Linked DNA regions of Mus musculus: region 1 is linked to region 2. Evidence: chromatin loops called from intact Hi-C (ENCODE). Cell type or tissue: heart. All regions are shown on one strand.

What was found. A loop is a pair of places that touch in the nucleus more often than their neighbours do. Peaks named below come from ENCODE experiments on the same cell type or tissue, not always from the same donor. Only the 100,000 strongest peaks of a DNase experiment are listed, where the experiment ranks them.
Region 1: it touches region 2 in a loop (2.1-fold over the local background); 7 of 42 quality-filtered maps call a loop at or near these places.

Annotation. Positions count from the first base shown.
Region 1 is chr10:62,919,244-62,921,743 of GRCm38, forward strand. It overlaps Slc25a16 (solute carrier family 25 (mitochondrial carrier, Graves disease autoantigen), member 16), which reads left to right and starts at 1,390. Exons shown (of 9, transcript NM_175194.2): 1 at 1,390-1,638. The coding sequence starts at 1,509. In heart, no CTCF peak of the experiment used is centred here; a DNase peak (open chromatin) is centred at 1,378; H3K4me3 peaks cover 1,917 bases; H3K27ac peaks cover 1,816 bases.
Region 2 is chr10:62,792,662-62,795,161 of GRCm38, forward strand. No RefSeq gene overlaps it. Among named protein-coding and RNA genes, the nearest start is that of Ccar1, 1.5 kb to the left of the region's middle. In heart, a CTCF peak has its summit at 1,214 (motif pointing left); a DNase peak (open chromatin) is centred at 590; H3K4me3 peaks cover 767 bases; H3K27ac peaks cover 887 bases.

The DNA.
Region 1 (2,500 bases), 130 kb after region 2:
CCCAGGAGTGGTGGTGAAATCCTCCTGTACTCTTAGCACATGCAGGGTTGAGGCAGAAGTATCTCAGGCTAGAGACCAGGCTGGGCCATATTTAGTATTTAGTCCTAGGTCACAGATGTGAGGGTGATGCAGTTGCACCATCTGTCACTCCACTGATTACCAAGTTGACCTGCTGTCTTTTTATTTATTTATTTATTTATTTTTGTTTTTCGAGACAGGGTTTCTCTGTGTAGCCCTGGATGTCCTGGAACTCACTCTGTAGACCAGGCTGGCCTCGAACTCAGAAATTCGCCTGCCTCTGCCTCCCAAGTGCTGGGATTAAAGGCGTGGACCACCACGCCTGGCGACCTGCTTGTCTATGTGAGTGTCTCCTCCCCTCTTCCCACTCCATGTACATGGCTTCCAGAACTACATGCCTGTTTGGACAAAGATGACCTTCCCCTAAGAGAGAAGGACACCATCTTTGATAAAGGGTGTGGGAATAGATGTGTCACCCTGCTAGAATCTCCAAACAAGCCAAGCCTCCATAGCCGGTCCCGAGAAAGGCAGGGAGAGAGGAAGAAAAAGAAAAGAAGGAGAAATAAAAGAGAAAGAGTTTGTGAAGACAGCAGGTTAAAGAATTTATCGTGTGTGAGATCAGAAGATGGGAGTGGATCAGAAAGACAGGGAAGGCTGAGCTGCTTGTGTTAATGCCAGAGGCACCATACACACCACACACACACACACACACACACACACACACACACACACGCGCGCGCGCGCGCGCGAATCAAACCCAGGTATTCTACAAGAACAAGAGTGCTTTTAACCGCTGAGCCATCTCTATGGCTCTCAACATTTATTATAGTGTGTGCGCGTGTGGGCGCGCGTGCTGCCAAGTTGCATGTATGGAGGTCTAAGAATAATTTGTGGGAATCGACTGTCTCCTTCAACTAGGCCGGGTCTGGAGACAACTCAGGTCGGCCAGCCTAGTGACAAGTGCCTTCAGCCGTTGAGCCAGCTAGCTTGTCTAGCATTTTCTTTTGACACAGTATCTTTCTCTCTGCAGCCTGGGCTAGTCGGGAACTCACTAAGTTACCCATGCTGGTCTTGGTCTGGAGGTGATGCCCCTGCTTCAGAGTCCTGAGTGCTGGGATGACAGGCATGAGCTTCACTACATAGCTCAAGCGGGTCTTGATCTCCATGGTCAGGAGTCATCAGGTTCGCTCGTGCTGAGACTGCAAGCCTGAATTTACTGGTCTGGCTCAAGAGGCTCGCAAACCTTCAGCAGGAAACCCGGGACCCTGAGTGTCGCAGACCCCCTGGGTGACGCCCACTTCCGCCTTGCTCTCTTGGACGGGTCCCAGCGGCGGCTGCGTGCGTCATCATTCCTCGCCGCCGCGCGCCATGGGCATCATCTGGCCCCGCCCGCGCGGCGGCTGGGCTCCTGTCAGAGCCGGCTCCAGCCATGGTGCTGCCCAGTGTTTTGTAAGTTGGCAGCGGAGGCTCGGGACGTGGCGCAGGTCCCGATGGCGGCCCTGGTGGCTGCGGCGGCCCTGGCGGCGGCCGAGCCTGCACCCGCGGTGCCGCAGGCGGCTGGGAGCGGGGGCCCGACCTCACGCCGAGACTTCTACTGGCTGCGTTCCTTCTTGGCCGGAGGTCAGTATCCGCCGCCCGGACCCCGGGGCTGGGTGTTGAAGCCGGTCCGCGGGCCGATCAGACAGTCCCGAGCTTCTCCTGCTGCAGCACCCAGCCGGGCCTTCACGTCAGCCCCTGCAGCCGGGGCTAATCCCTCCGCTGAACCAAGCACCTATTTCTTAAGGTTGAAAACAGGATCCTTTAGGTGGGACATGGTGGGGACCACCCCTTTCTGTTACAAACAACACGTGTGACAGTGTAGGATTGGGTTTTGCTGTTTGCTTGAAAGGAAAATAAGTTTTGGAGGTGGAGGCCAGCTTGGGCTCGCGTCCCCTTCGCGTGAGTGTGCGCGCGCGTGCGGATAATGATTTGAGAATATTTAATGTATTCCCCCCCGCCCCCCCACCTCAAGAGCCTTATGTAGTTGACGCTGGCTTTGAACTCCCGATTCTCCTGCCTCTGCATCCCAAGTGCTGGAATTACAGGCACATGTCGCACAGTCCGTCTCTAGAGGCTAACTTTGAAAAATAGACTAGGATATGAGCTGGACATGGTGGAATGTGCCTTAAATCGCAGCACCAGGCAGATGCAAAGGTCGGCAGATCTTGAGTTTGAGGTCAACCAGGTCTTCATAGCAAGTTCTGGGCAAGCAAGGAATACAAAGTGATACCCTGTCTCAAAAACAAAATAAAATGACTAAGGATATTGTGCAAAATTGCCTACAACCGCCCAGCGGTGGTGGTGGTGCACGCCTTTAATCCCAGCACTTGGGAGGCAAGCAGATTTCTGAGTTCGAGGCCAGCCTGGTCTGAGTGAGTTCAGGACAGCCAGGGCTACACAGAGAAACCCTGTCTCGAAAAAAAAAAAAAAATCAAAAAACAAA
Region 2 (2,500 bases):
AGAGGCAGGCGGATTTCTGAGTTCGAGGCCAGCCTGGTCTACAGAGTGAGTTCCAAAACAGTCAGGGTTATACAGACATATCCTGTCTCGAAGAACAAAAAAAAAAAATTTTTTTTTGTTTACATTCTTTTCATTTTTAGAGGGTTTTGCCTCCATGATTTATGCGCACAGGTGTGGGCTTGGTGCCCCTGGAGCTGAGAAGACGACAGATCCCCCGAAACTAGAGTTCCTGACCGGTGTGAACCACCCCGTGGGTGCTGATAATCAATCCCAGGTCCTGAGAACAGAGATTAGTGCTTTTAACCGCAGTGCCATCTCCTCGGGATTAAGGCTGGAATGTGTAAAAGCGAACAACTGAGTGGATTTTAATACACTGAGTGCAGGCCATCATCACCCCTAGTATTTGAAGACCCTACTGAAAAGAAACAGCTGGAGGATTTGGGGGGCGAGAGGGAGTGGAAAGGTTGGGGGATGGGGGAAGTGCACACCTCTAATCCCAGCGCTCAAGAGGCAGAGGCAGACACAGCCAGGGCAACACAGATAAACCCTGTCTCAAAAAATGAAAGACAGAGCTATTATTAAGTCATTTTCTAATTTTGTCCTACACCTGCTGGTGACATCTAGTCAAATTCTCAACATGAAATAGCTTATGCTAGGAATCCCACATAAGATTAGCTGAGCCAAGCATGATCAGGTGGTGACCTGTAATCTAACACTTGGGAGGGAGGGGAAGGGAGGATCAGGAGTTCAAGGCCAGCCTGGACTGTGTAACACCTTATCTCATCAAACCCAATAGGATAAAATATATAGCTTTTTCTGTGGTTCCTTGTATTTTTTCCCTTAAATTTTATGAACACAGGATCACATAGGTACACGTTCTTTAATATTTTTCAAACCACAAGGGTCCTTTCTCCCACTTAAGTAAAACTTACAGAAGTTGGGTAAAATGTAACTCCTTTGTCCTTACTAATTCTGTCCTGACCTTCAAACTATTAGAATATAGTCATCACACTATAGTAATTTGTAAAAATTCAAAACAGCGTGTGCCAGGTGGCCCAGCAATAAGAGGGACAAAGTGAGAAAACTTAAATCTGAGATACCTTATCAAAAAAAGTTCTGGGGGCTGGAGAAATGGCTCAGCGGTTAAGAGCACTAACTGCTCTTCCAGAGGTCCTGAATTCAATTCCCAGCAACCACATGGTGGCTCACAACCATCGGTAATGGGATCTGATGCCCTCTTCTGGTGTGTCTGAAGACAGCTACAGTGTACTCATAATAAATAAATAAATAAATAAATACTTCTTTTTTTTTTTTTTTAAGTTCTGAAAGAAACCCCAGGCATATGTTTTTGATGTCTGTATTTTGGATTGACATGTCTCTATGACTTCTAGATTAGCTTGGTCTACATTGTAAGGCACAGGACAGCCAGGGCTACATAGTGAAAGAGTGTTTATAAAACACACAAAGCAGAGCAGTGGTGGTACATGCCTTTAATCTCAGCACTTGGGAGACAGAGGTAGGCAGATATTTAAGTTCAAGGCCAGCCTGGTCTACAGAGTGAGTTCCAGAATGGCCAGGGTGAAACAGAAAAATCCTGTCTCAAAAGACCAAAAACAAAAACAAAATAAATAAAACACACGAAACAGAGCTAGAGGGATGGTTCAGCAGTTAGGCCCACTTGATATTCTTTCCTAAACCTTGGAGCTCATCCCACCATCTACATTAGCCCCATACAACTAAACAGAACTCTGAGGCCCTCTCCCGGCCTCCTGGGATACTGCACACATGTGACACAGGCTCACACAAACATATACACAAATTCATACACATGAATAAAAATGAAATTTAAGGGCAAACACTCAGAAGTTAAGAGTACTGTGAGGGGGCTGGTGAGATGGCTCAGTGGGTAAGAGCACCCGACTGCTCTTCCGAAGGTCCAGAGTTCAAATCCCAGCAACCACATGGTGGCTCACAACCATCCGTAGTAACAAGATCTGACTCCCTCTTCTGGAGTGTCTGAAGACAGCTACAGTGTACTTCCATATAATAAATAAATAAATAAATGAATAAATAAATAAGTAAAAAAAAAGAAAAGAGTACTGTGAGGTCTTCCAGAGGATGTGACTTCTAATCACAACACCTACAGGGTGGCTAAAAACTTCAGTAACCCTGTTCTACAGGGTATAGTTGCTTTCTTCTGGTCTCTATGGTTGTCGATTGGTGTGGGTTATGCACACACATACACGCAATAGAAACATCGTTATTCACATAAAACTTCTGAAAAATAGAAAATAAAATATTTTCTAAAGTGAATAAAAAGTCAGACATGGAGACTGCTATATCACCCTCAATTCTAGCACGAGGGAAACAGAAGCCGACTGATCTCTGTGAGTTCGAGGCTAGCATGGTGAACACAGTCAGTGCCAGGAGAGGCAGAGCTACGAAAAGAGGCACTGACTCCAGAATTTCTGTTTTGTTGTCAGGGTTTCTCTGTGTAGCC